2 separate regions of the Homo sapiens genome follow, and region 1 is linked to region 2. A link is a contact called in ENCODE Hi-C or POLR2A ChIA-PET data. All regions are on one chromosome and are shown on one strand. The core of a region is the stretch at or near the end of the contact, and the rest is flanking DNA. Distances in the headings are between cores, read along the strand shown.

What was found. Hi-C counts contacts between places; a loop is a spot of excess contacts on that map. ChIA-PET counts read pairs that join two places held with the same protein, here RNA polymerase II (POLR2A). Pooled maps may share reads with other maps.
Region 1: a loop to region 2 is called in a map of naive thymus-derived CD4-positive, alpha-beta T cell, with 8 times the contacts of the local background. The contact joins the promoter of WDR13 here to the enhancer-like site in region 2. A Hi-C loop is called at or near these places in 1 of 168 maps with a recorded cell type or tissue (naive thymus-derived CD4-positive, alpha-beta T cell) and 7 of 50 pooled maps. POLR2A ChIA-PET finds 5 or more read pairs at or near these places in 7 of 52 experiments (A549, BJ, HEK293 and 4 more).

The regions. Positions count from the first base shown.
Region 1 is chrX:48,592,199-48,598,741 of GRCh38, reverse strand. WDR13 (WD repeat domain 13) reads right to left here and starts at 1,250. Exons shown (of 10, transcript NM_001347217.2): 1 at 1,128-1,250; 2 at 705-784; 3 at 1-25. The coding sequence starts at 745. RefSeq lists enhancers at 455-514, 535-604, 625-944.
Region 2 is chrX:48,626,553-48,633,349 of GRCh38, reverse strand. All of the region lies in intron 1 of LOC107985695 (a long non-coding RNA gene), which reads right to left. Among named protein-coding and RNA genes, the nearest start is that of WDR13, 32 kb to the right of the region's middle. RefSeq lists an enhancer at 1,453-1,522. Within about 2 kb of position 1,494, at least 2 of the 41 ENCODE cell types and tissues checked have a DNase peak (open chromatin) inside an H3K27ac peak, as active enhancers do.

The DNA of each region.
Region 1 (6,543 bases), core at 1-2,500, 34 kb after region 2:
CGTTGGTGTGCGGTACGCGTTGTACCTGCAGGGTCAGGATGCAGGGCAGGCAGCAGGCACAGGACAGAGGGAATCAATCAGCTCGGGGGGGGGGGTACGGCAGGAGAGTGAGGTGTGTGGCAGTGACTGGGGCCTAGGTGGTAAGAATGACTAGCAGTGGTGATGAGGGACCTCTTGGTCCTGTGGTGGGAGTGAGTCTGCAGTAATAATGAGCATGGTCATGAGGTCAGTTTGCAGACAACAGAGTCAGTCTGCTGCCGTGCTGGGGTCCCTACGGGGTGACTGGGTCAGCGCAGACAATAATTAGGGTCAGTATACCAGGGCGACAGAAATCAGACTGACATTATGGGGGTCAGCGTTGGGAGGTGATGGGGTCAGAATGGGGAAGTGATGATGTAAAAAAAAAAAAGTCTAGGGGACACCCATAGGGGATAGGATGTCACCTGCCTGAGCCCCACCTCCCTCTCACAGGTAGCCGCTTTGCGCATGCCCACATCTGACCACATTTTCCCAGCTTGCTGTTTAGAATCCTCTCCGGCGCAGCCAACTCACCGCGGGCGTGCCCGCCCCCGCTACTGCGCATGCTCACCTCCGGCATGCCCACGCAGCCGCATAAGGCAAGTTCTCCGCCCAGCCTCACTTATCGCCATTGCGCATGCACCACAGTAAGTTCTGCTCCCATGGGCTTTGACCCCACGCCTCACCTCGCGTCCACTGCTAAGACTTGCTGCCACACCGCGGCCATTCCCCGGCCTCCTCCTCTGGCGTGTCCGCCCGCGGCAGCCTGCAGGACAAGGGCCTGGAATGTGAGCGTCCCGAGCGAAGGGATCTAGTTCCGTCCCTTCCACCAGGCGACCATTGCCATAGACATCGAGTCCCTCCGCGCCGGAGATGTCACGAACTCCCCCCCGGGTGTTACCATGGTCATCACCCCAGCCCTGCCCTTCCTGGGCAGCGCCCGGGTGACACACAGCGATTCAGAACAGACACCGCCCCTCCCCAGTCGCCATAGCAACGCCCCTCCCCCGCCTAGCATTCCTTGCTTGACATTCTCCACCCATCTTGTCCCCGCCGCCCTCCGCCTTCCCTTCTCAGATCCAAGAGCATAGCCCGGGATCGGGGACCACCTCCGGGGCTGCCTCCGGTTCTTGAGGCCCCCCGGAGCGGCCCTGAGACCACTGTCGCCGGTTCCTTCTGTCTCTCCTCCCTTTCTCAGGCTCCAGGCAAGATGGCTGCCTGCTATCAGAAAGAACTGCCGAGCCCAGAGCGAATCGATAGGCATCCTTCCCAGGGCGTGGGAGTCTCGCAGGCGCATTGAGGGACATTGGCTTCAAGCCCAAGGACGGAGGCTCCACCCCTTGACTTCTACCCACTCGTTAATTGCACTTTTTGTGTATACAAGGATAATGTCCAAGGGACATAGCGTCAGGGGTGAGTTTGCTAATCATTCCCTAGAAATCAGAAGTACAACATTATAAAAAAGAGAAGAAACACGACTTTTAAAAAGTGGTGTAGGGCCGGGCGCGGTGGCTCACGCCTGTAATCCCAGCACTTAGGGAGGCCGAGGCAGGTGGATCACTTGAGGCCAGGAGTTCAAGACCAGCCTGGCCAACATGGTGAAACCCCGTCTCTACTAAAAATACAAAAATTAGCCGGGTATGGTGGCGGGCGCTTGTAGTCCCAGCTACTCGGGAGGTTGTGGCAGGAGGATTGCTTGAGCCCAGGACGCGGAGGTTGTAGTGAGCTGAGATCGCGCCACTGCACTCTAGCCTGGGCGACGGGAGTGAAACCCTGTCTCAAAAACAAAAACAAAAAAAGTGGTGTAGGCCACTTTTTAGCAGCACAATCTTGTCCAAGCAAAACTTGAATAATAGAATAAAAAATCATCATATATGCAAAGACGCCTTGAAAGTTCACCAGTTCTTGCAGTGGGCCTCTGCACACCCCTGGGATGAGTAAGGTCGGTTGTGTGTGTGTGACTGGGATGGTTGGACTTGGATGCCCCCAGACAGCTTGAGGCTTGAGTTTCTTTCTTTTTTTTTTTTTTTTTTCTTTTTGAGACGGGAGTCTCGCTCTGTCGCCCAGGCTGGAGTCCAGTGGCGCGATCTCGGCTCATTGCAAGCTCCGCCTCCTGGGTTCACGCCATTCTCCTGCCTCAGCCTCCCAAGTAGCTGGGACTACAGGCGTCCGACACCACGCCTGGCTAAATTTTTGTGTTTTTAGTAGAGAGGGGGTTTCACCGTGTTAACCAAGATGGTCTCAATCTCCTGACCTCATGATCCGCCCGCCTCGGCCTCCCAAAGTGCTGGGATTACAGGCGTGAGCCACCGAGCCCAGTCGAGGCTTGAGTTTCTAAAGACAGAAGATAGAATTAGGCAAAAGAAGCTTTGGGGTTTGGATCCAAAGAGGCTATCTGAATCATCTCTATTTCAACTTCCAGCAGGAAGCTGCTTTCAAACTGTTCATCTTAACGTTATCAGGGTAAACTTCCTGTTGGATCTTAACATCAACTGACATAAAATTCAAAGCTGTTATTTTCCACATTATTTTTATAACAAATACAATCAATTCAACAATGTTTTAAAGTCACCGAAAGATCACACTGTATTGTGTTGACTCAGCATCTCCCTTGTCCCTGTAACAAGCTTATCAGTGTCTTTTCATATTAAATACTCTTTTGTAACATGATTGATAAAGAGTAAACTCTATTTCACTGCACAAACATGTAACCTTAACAAGAACAACTAATATTTATGAGACAATGTGCTGGGTACTGTTCAAGGTATTTTATACATATATTAATCTATTTAATCTTTTTTTTTTTTTTGAGATGGGGTTTCACTCTGTCACCCAGGCTGGAGTGCAGTGACACGATCTTGGCTCACTGCAATCTCTGCCACCTGGGCTCAAGCAGTCCTCCTACCTCAGCCTCCCGGGAGCTGGGACCACAGACATTTGCCACCACGCCCGGATAATTTTTCTATTTTTGGTAGAGACGGGGTTTCACCATGTTGGCCAGGCTGGTCTCAAACTCCTGAGCTCAAGTGATTCGCCCGCCTCGGCCTCCCTAAGTGCTAGGATTACAGGCGTGAGCCACTGTACCCAGTCAATTTAATCATAATAACTGAAGGTTGTGGGTCCTGTTACTATCCCCATTTTACAGATGAGGATATCTGAAGCCCAGGGAATTCAAGGGTGACATTTTATTGAACTGGTTCCCTTACGTTTTTTTTTTTTTTTTTTTTTTTAAGACATGGTGTCAACTGGGCGTAGTGGCTTATGTCTGTAATCCCAGCACTTTGGAAGGCTGAGGCGGGAGGATCACTTGAGTCCAGGAAGTTGAGACCAGCCTGGGGAACAAAGTGAGACCCCATCTCTACCAAAAATTAGGCATGGTGGTACATCCCTGTAGTCCCAGCTACTCGGGAGGCTGAGGCAGAAGAATTGCTTGAGCCTGGGAGGTTAAGGCTGCAGTGAGCTGTGATCATGCCACTACACTCCAACCTGGGCAACAGAGCGAGACCCTGTCTCTTAAAAAAAAAAAAAGAGGTCGGATGTGGTGGCTCACACCTGTAATCCCAGCACTTTGGGAGGCTGAGGCGGGCAGATCACCTGAGGTTAGGAATTCGAGACCAGCCTGGGCAACATGGTGAAACTCTGTCTCTACTAAAAATACAAAAAATTAGCCGGGCATGGTGGCAGGAGCCTGTAATCCCAGCTACTTGGGAGACTGAGGCAAGGACAATCACTTGAACCCTGGAGGCGGAGGTTGCAGTGAGCTGAGATCGTGCCATTGCACTCCAGCCTGGGCAACAAGAGCGAAACTCCATCTCAAACATAAATTAATTAAAAAAGAGAGAGCGACATGGGGTCGGCTGGGCATGGTGGCTCGTACCTGTAATCCCAATACTTTGGGAGGCCAAGGCAAGAAGATCACTTGAGTCTAGGAGTTTGAGACCAGCCTGGGCAACACAGTGAGACTACATCTCTACAAAAATAAAATTAGCTGGGTGTGGTGGTGTGTGCTCATAGTCCCAGCTACTCAGGAGGGTGAGGTGGGAGGATTGCTTGAGCCTGGGAGGTCAAGGCTGCAGTGAGCCATGCCACTGCACTCTGGCTTGGATGTTAGAGTAAGACCCTGTTTTTTTTTTTTGTTTTTTTTTTTTGTTTTTTTTAAAAAGAGAGAGATATGGGGGTATCTTGATATGTTGCCCAGGCTGGTCTCGAACTCGTGGCCTTGAGGCATCCTTCCACCTCAGCCTCCCAAGGAGCTGAGATTTACAGGCATGAGCCACTGCACCCAGCCCTGAACTGGTCCCCTATTTGTGACTGGCATTGGGTTTATTTCCATGTTCTTTTTTCACCATAAAGAGTGTTGTGATAAATACCTTTCCCATTCACTTCCACCTTCTCTCAACAGAGCCCTGCCCCTTCATCCCACCACTCTGCTTCCAAAGAAATATGATGGAATGAAATAACAGAAGAGTCAGGAATTCGAGTCAGGGATACCTGGGAAATTCTGTTTCACCATTGGAATGAATTCTTTTATTGTTTTTCAATATTAACATATTAAATTTATAAAAATTATTTTTAAAACCTCTTCCTATAAGGCTATAAGATACTAGACAAAACAAGCTGATGAAAGGTTTGTTGGCTGGGCACTGTGGCTCACGCCTGTAATCCCACCACTTTGGGAGGCTGAGGAGGGTGGGTCACTTGAGGCCAGGAGTTAGAGACCAGCCTCGCCAACATGGGCACCTCTGCCTCCCAGCTCAAGCGATTCTCGTGCCTTAGCCTCCCAAGTAGCTGGGACTACAATCGTGCACTACCATGCCAGGCTAATTTTTGTGTTTTTAGTAGAGATGGGTTTCACCATATTGGCCAGGCTGGTCTCGAACTCCTGACCTCACGTGATTTGCCTGCCTTGGCCTCCCGAAGTGCTGGATTACAGGCATGAGCCACTCAGCTGGTTTTTCTTGATTAAACATTCCTCTGCTTGTTACAAGCTTTCGGTTAGTTTTCAAAGTTTGAGACCTGCCTGACAGCATGGTGAGACTCTATCTTTACAAAATAAAAAAAAATAACCAGGCATGATGGTGTACACCTGTAGTCCCAGCTATTCAAGAGGCTGAGGTGGGAGATCACTGGAGCCTGCGAAGTTGAGGCTGCAGTGAACCGTGATCACACCACTGCACTCCAGCCTGGGCAACGCAGTGAGACCCTGTCTCAAAAAAAAAACAAACAAACAAACAAAAAAAAAAAAACAAGAAATGCAAAGGAACGCAGTGGACCACATTGGCTGTGTCTGCTTTTCATTGCTACCACAGGCTGAAATAAAATCTCAAGTTGGGCCCCAACTTCAGAGGACAAAGTAAAAGTGTAGGTGGGAAAGTGTAGGTGGTTCAGGGTACAGGTGTGCTGAGAATCAAGGCCAGAGAGAGAAACGGGAGGAGCCATGGAGCTGAGGTGTAATTGGAGTGGAGACACGGAATCCTCATTCACTTATCTCATCCCTGAAGTTTCTTCCTAAATGGGGTGAGTGGGGGTTGGGATATGAGTTCATAACTTTCATCATTTCCTGATGGGAAAACATTTGCCTCTGAAGCCAAAGTTCTCACAACCCCCAAATGGGGGTTGGTGACAACTCTCTATGCCCTAAGTCAGAAATAAAATTTCTGCCTTTGGAAAAAGCCTCAAACGGAGCACTGTGCGGTCCCCAGCGTGCTGAACTAGCAAGCCAGCCTTCTGACAGATACTTCTTCAGTCCCTGGAGCTACGATTCTAACTGCCAAGATCAATAGTAAGAAAATAATAATGTAAGAAATTGGTAAACTTGTAAATGAAATAGTAGTTTGGCCGGGCATGGCGACTCATGCCTGTAATCCCAACACTTTGGGAGGCCATGCGGGTGGATCACTTGAGGCCAGGAGTTTGAGACCAGCCTGCTCAACATGGTGAAACCCCATCTCTACTAAAAGTAGAAAAATTAGCTGGGCATGGTGGTGGGTGCCTGTTATCCCAGCTACTGAGGAGGCTGAGGCAGGAGAATCGCTTGAACCTGGGAGGTGAAGGTTGAAGTGAGCCGAGATCACGCCACTGCACTCCAGCCTGGGCAACAGAGTGAGACTCTTCTTAAAAAAAAAAATAGTAGTTTGGTTATTGTTGCTGGGGGGCAGGTGTGAAAAATAAATTTGAACTGAAACCAGAATGCACAAAGCCTTGGACTGCTGAGCGTGAGGATAAGGCGGACGTTAAAGCCTGTCGGCCACGGATTCAGAGCCAGCGGAAATCACTTCACAGGGGTAGGACTAGGATCACTCTGGTCTTAAGATCTCAATTCAGCTTGCCCAGTGAGGCATTCAGGGCTAGATTGCAGATCTGGGAGTGTTTAGCCCTTGCATCTGATATCACAGTCCCAGGCAATTACAGCCCTTGATTCTCTTTCTTTCCTGCTAATATGTTGAACTACATCTCATGCTTTTCAAATGTCAAGCCACCCTTGCTGTCCTGGGATAGGTCCCACCTGGTTGTGGTGATAGCCTG
Region 2 (6,797 bases), core at 245-2,744:
AGACCAGCCTGGCCAACATGGTAAAACCCCGTCTCTACTTAAAAAAACAAAAATTAGCCAGGCGCGGTGGCGGGTCTGTAATCCCAGCTACCCGGGAAGCTAAGGCAGGAGAATTGCTTGAACCTGGGAGGTGGAGGTTGCAGGGAGCCGAGATCAAGCCACTGCACTCCAGCCTGGGAGACAGAGTGAGACTGTCTCAAAAGTAAATAAATAAATAAATATAAATAAAATTGTAAAATATGCATTCACAAGTTAGTGTTACTGGAAAACTGCATGTTATGTAACAGTATGTACAGAAGTGAAAAAGTACAACCAAAATGATATATCACCAAAATTAAAAACACAAAAATTTAAGATAAAAACAAAATGACACGTACAAGTAAACCGTTTTTTTTAATTTATGTAAATATAAACACGGACATTTAGAAATATACACATTGAAAGGACAGAGATGAGAAATTATTCCTTGGGTGTTGGGTGTCTGTTTGCCATTTATTTCTATAATGTAGTTCCCTCTTTTCTGAAAAACTTGCAACCAACGTGGATGACTTTTCCAAAGAGAAGAGGGACCCAGCATGGTGGCTCATGCCTGTAATCCCAGCACTTGGGAGGTCGAGGCAGGTGGATCATCTGAGGTCAGGAGTTCGAGACCAACCTGGCCAACATGGCAAAACCCCTATCTCTATTAAAAATACAAAATTAGGTGAGTGTGGTAGCAGGCACTTGTAATCCCAGCTACTTAGCAGGCTGAGGCAGGAGAATTGCTTGAATCCCGGAGGCGGAGGTTGCAATGGGCCAGGATCGCGCCACTGCACTCCAGCCTGGGTGAGAGAGTGAGACTCCGTCTCAAAAAACAAACAAACAAAAAAACACAGAAGAGAAAACACTCTCTGAAATGGAAGTAAAGGGACTAGAAAACAATGGGAAGCTATTTAGTAGTAGGGGAAAGGGCTATTTTCCAATGGCGAGTGACAAAACCACAAGGCAAAACTGTCCCTCCCCCTCCAACTGGAGTCCATACAGGGACGCATGCACACGGGCACACGTGTGTCCCTCTGTGAGCGTTGTATGGTGCACACTGATAGACTGATGGGGACCCTCTGACCATTCCTGTGAGGACTTGAGCCAAAAAGCTACTTCTCTCTTGGCACACCTGGCCTAGCCCAGTGTGCTTTTGAAACTCTAGGAACCATTGGAGTCCACTGGAGGGCTTCTGAAAACACCAACTGCTGGGCCCCAGGCCCACAGCTTCTGATTCAGTGGGTCATGGGTGGGGCCTGGGAGTATGCATTTTTAATAGATTCCCAGCGAGGCAGCTGCTGCCTGCCAGGGAACCCCACTTTGGGAACCACTGGACTAGTGTCTGGGTCAGCGAATAGAGGAGGCCACCCGGAGGCCAGAAGGTGCCTGAGGCCCTGGGCTTCATGGCTGGTGGCTGGAGATGCCCTCCTCCAGGCCTGGAGCTTCCTCAACCTGACAACTTGCCAATAAGGGAAATGGGCGCGATCTAACGTGCCGCGAACTAGTGCAGACTCACAGCCTAGGTCGAGTAGGAATGGAATTCTAGAAATGATATATGCCAAGAGTTTGCAGTGTAGACCTCAGAATCATCTCAGATTCAAAGAGGAAACCAAACGACTGCAGCAGCAGCAGCAGCAGCAGCAGCAGCAGCAGCAGGGAACAGGTTGGCTACAGAGCCAGTGGTCACACCCGGCTTTCTGCAGCCTTTCTGGCTCCGCAGCATTTTTTTCAGAGCTTAAGGGCGGGAGGAGATGCTGTATATTTAGGGGTGGAGTGAGGAATAGCGGAGCATTCCGGCATTTCTGGAGTAACACTGCCCCCAAGAGCAATCTGTGATAAAGCCTCAAGCTATGTGGACAAACAACATGAAAGGCGAGGTAATGAAAAAAAGATCCAGAAAGATCCAGCAGCCAACTTGACGATCCTCGCTGATTGAAGATTAAAGCACTATGAGCGCAGCTAGGTTCAAATAGCGGTTCTGCCACTTACTCACTTTGTGACCCTGGGCAAATTAGTCAACTTCCCTGTGCCTCAGTTTCCCCTACTTGTACTTCATGGGGGATTAATGAACTAATATATGGAAAGTATTCAAAGCATTTCTGCTGACTACAGAAACTCTTTACAATTCTCCCAGAAATAATCCAGGTCATCATGCATTTGCCCACATTCCATCTTTGTCAGGAATTGTAGGCCAAAATGTTCTTTTTTTATTTTAATTTAATTTTAATTTTTTTTTGAGATGGAGTCTCCCTCTGTCTCCCAGGCTGGAGTGCAGTGGCGTGATCCGGGCTCACTGCAACCTCCACCTCCCAGGTTCAAGGAATTTTCCTGCCTTAGCCTCCCGAGTAGCTGGGATTACAGACGCCCGCCAACATGCCTGGCTAGTTTTTATGTTTTTTTAGTAGAGACGGGGTTTTGCCGTGTTGCCCAGGCTGGTCTCCAACTTCTGACTTCAGGTGATCCGCCTGCCTCGGCCTCCCAAAGTACTGGGATTGTAGATGTGAGCCACTGCAACCGGCCCAAAATGTACTCTTTTTTTTTTTTTTTTTTTTTTGAGGCAGTCTCACTCTGTCGCCCAGGCTGGAGTGCAGTGGTGCGATCTCGGCTCACTGCAAGCTCCGCCTCCTGGGTTCACGCCATTCTCCTGCCTCAGCCTCCCGAGTAGCTGGGACTACAGGTGCCCGCCACCACGCCCGGCTAATTTTTTGTATTTTTAGTAGAGATGGGGGTTTCACCGTGTTAGCCAGGATGGTCTCGATCTCCTGACCTCGTGATCCGCCCGCCTCCGCCTCCCAGAGTGCTGAGATTACAGGCGTGAGCCACCGCGCCCGGCCAATGTACTCGTTTTTTAAAGACAATGCTTAGTTATAGTTCTCCACAATTAAACCCAGCACAGTGGCCAGGAGTGGTGGCTCATGTAATCCCAGCACTTTGGGAAGCCAAAAGGATCACTTGAGACCAGGAGTTCGGGACCAGCCTGAGCAATATAGGGAGACACCCACCCCCCCCACCTGTCTCTATTTTCAAAAATAAAATAGGCCAGGTGCAGTGGTTCAATGCCTCTAATCCCAACATTTTGGGAAGCTGAGGAGGGAGGATTGCTTGAGTCCAGGAGTTTGAGACCAGCCTGGGCAACATGTTGAGGTCCCATTGCTACCAAAATTTTTTAAAAATTAGCCAGGTGTGGTGGTGCATGCCTGTAGTCCCAGCTACTTGGGAGACTGAGGTGGGAGGATCACTTGAGCCCAGGAAGTCAAGGCTCCAGTGAGCTGAGATCATGCCACTGCACTCCAGCGTGGGTGACAGAGCAAAGACCCTGTCTCAAAACAAACAAATAAATAAAATACAGTAAAATAAAATTATAATAAAATAATATAAAATATAAAGACATTAGTTGGGTGTGGTGGTTCGTGCCTGTAGTCTCAGCTACTCAAGAAGCTAAGGTGGAAGGATCGCTTGAGCCCAGGAGTTCAAAGCTGCACAATGAGCTATGAGCACACCAGTGCACTCCAGTCTGGGCGACAAAGTGAGACGCTGTCTCTAAAAAAATTTTTTTTAATTAAATTAAAATAAAAGAAATTTTTAAGGTCAGGTCTGGCTTTTTTTAAAAAAAAGTCATGAGTCATACTCTCAATATAGGCATAGAACACTGTTTACAGCTTTTGCCTCCATAAAATTATTTTTCTGTTATGGAAAATTTCAAGCGTATAAAAAAGTAGAGAGAACAATACAATAAATCTCCATGTAGTCATCACCTAGTTCAACATTTATCAATTCACAGCCAATGTTGTTTCTTTTATGTCCTCTACCCACATCCCCACTGGATTATTTTGAAGCAACACCCAGATATTACATCATTTTACCCATGAATCTCTCAAGATGTTGCTGTAAATGATAAGAACTTTTCCTTTTTTTGTTTTTTTTTTTTGAGACAGAGTCTTGCTCTGTTGCCAGGCTGGAGTGCAGTGGTGCAATCTCGGCTCACTGCAACCTCCGTCTCCCAGGTTCAAGCAATTCTCCTGCTTCAGCCTCCCGAGTAGCTGGGACTACAGGTGCACACCACCACGCCCAGCTAATTTTTGTATTTTTAGTAGAGTCGGGGTTACACCATGTTGGCCAGGATGGTCTCCATCTCTTGACCTTGTGATCCGCCCGCCTCAGCCTCCCAAAGTGCTGGGATTACGGGCGTGAGCCACCGCGCCCGGCCCAAATGATAAGAGCTTTTAACAAGTTAGCAGTAAATCATGATCATATCTCAAAAATAATAATTCTTTAATCAATTATCTAGTCAGTTACTTTGTCTCTCTCTTTATTTATCAGTTTTCAGAATGAGTTGGTTCACTAGCATCCTCCAAAGGTGGCCAGGGAGATTTTGTGGCATCATTCTGCCCTGAGGGCTAGGTGATGTATTTCAATCTATTGCAGTTATTGTTCTTTTTGATGCTCAAATTGCCCCATCTTTGGCCAATGGGAGCCTTTGAAACTTGCTTGATATGACCCCAGTAATCTATAACTTCCTTTTGATATGATGCAATTTTTAAATAATACATAATTTTATATAATAATGATTATACAATGATACTGTGTTTGCATGGTTCTCAATAATAGTACAGTATATTCAAAAGATAAATAATAATAATATGGGCCAGGCGCAGTGGCTCACGCCTGTAATCCCAGCACTTTGGGAGGCCAAGGCGTGTGGATCACGAGGTTAGGAGATCAAGACCATCCTGGCTAACACGGTGAAACCCCGTCTCTACTAAAAATACAAAAAAATTAGCCGGGTGTGGTGGCGGGAGCCTGTAGTGCCAGCTACTCGGGAAGCTGAGGCAGGAGAATGGCGTGAACCCGGGTGGCGGAGGTTGCAGTGAGCCGAGATCGTGCCACTGCACTCCAGCCTGGGCGACACAGTGAGACTCCGTCTCAAAATAATAATAATAATAATAATAATATGGTATATTTAGATAAATCTAGCTTCTATCCCTGTCTCCTCAACCTTCTTCCCTCTCCCTCCACCCATAAGAAACTATTTTATCTTTTTTTATTCACCCCTTTATAAATAGCTGTTTATATATTTTTGGTTTACTCATCCATTAAAAATATGCAGACAGCTATTTTTTTAAGTAAATTTACAAAGTAAAAACAAAACAAAAAAAAAAACCACACACACAAAGAGCAAATTCCTAGCCAAAAAAAAAAAAAATCCTGGATCAAAATGTATATAAATGTAAAACTTTGATAAATACTGTGAAACTTTTTCTAAAATGCTTGCTGAATTTTATACTGCCACCTGTTATATATTATCAGTTTTCCTCATACTCTTGACAGCACTGGATATTATAAAACGTGAGAGAGCTAAATCTTTTTTCCCTGAGCTATTGGAGTTTTGTGGTTTTATTTTTGTTTTAAAAAATCCAAGTTTGGCCAGACCTGGTGGCTCACACCTGTAATCCCAGTACTTTGAGAGGCCGAAGCAGGAGGATTGCTTGAGCTCAGGAGTTCAAGACCAGCCTGGGCAACATGGCAAAACTCCGTCTCTACAAAAAAATACAAAAAGTTAGCTGGGTGTGGTGGCTCACGCCTGTAGTCCCAGCTACTCAGGAGGCTGAGGTAGGAGAATCACTTGAGCCCAAGAGGCAGAGGCTGCAGTGAACCATGATCACACCACTGCCCTCTAGCCTGGGTGACAGAGCAAGACTCTGTCTCAAAAAAAAAAGAAAAGAAAAAAAAAAGAAAGGGAAAGAAAAAAGAAAAAGTCCATGTTTATGTTTATTGCATTATGGTCAAAGAATGTGGTCTGTATCCATTCTACTTTTTGGAATTTATTAAACTTTTCTCTGTGGCCTAATATTATGGCCAGTGATTACTAATGTTCCATAGTTGCTGACTGACTAAAAGATGTATTCATGGTTTTAAGAAAAGAGAATTTGATATAGCTTTATTAATTATACTGTTTTTGTTTTTGTCTACTAGAGCTGTCATTTGCTGACAAAGGTAAGTTAAAGCCTCCTGCTTCTGGTATATTTCCATCATTTATTTATTACATTTCCCAGAGGTTATACTTTTTGCATCTTGCCACTCTATTAATTAGTACCTACAAATTTATGACAGCTATAGCATTATTTCATTTAAAAATTTTTCTTTTTAGAGACAGGCTGAAGTGCAGTGGTGCCATCATGGCTCACTGCAGCCTTGAACATTTCTCAACCCTGGGCTCCACCTCAGCCTCCCAAGTAGTTGGGTGAGTCACCACACCCAGACATACACACTGTTCTATTTTATTTATTGATTGATTTATTTCACTTCACAATGGGTCGACACATTGTTCTAAACCTTTACCCTCCAAAAGCAAGACACTATCTCCACCAACAACAACAAAAATTTTTAATTAGCTGAGCATAGTGGCGTCATGCCTATAATTCCAGCTACTCTGGAGGCCAAGGTGGGAAGATCATTTGAGCCCAGGAATTTGAGGCTGCAGTGAGGTGAGATCACGCCACTGCATTCCAGCTTGCGTGACAGAGCAAGACCCCATCTCTAAAATAAATAAATTAAAATCTTCATCAGTAAATCCCAATACCTCATATGGACTCATGATCTTGTAATACATTTTGTATTTAAATTGTTTATATAGACAGAGTTCCTGCAAAAAATACTTGTCTGGGGCCCCATACATTTTAGGGGCAATGCTGTGGTCAGCCTTTGAGGTGGTCCCTGATGATTCCCCATCCTGGTGTCTGTGCCCCCCGCCTTGAGTGTGGTCTGGATTTTGTGAC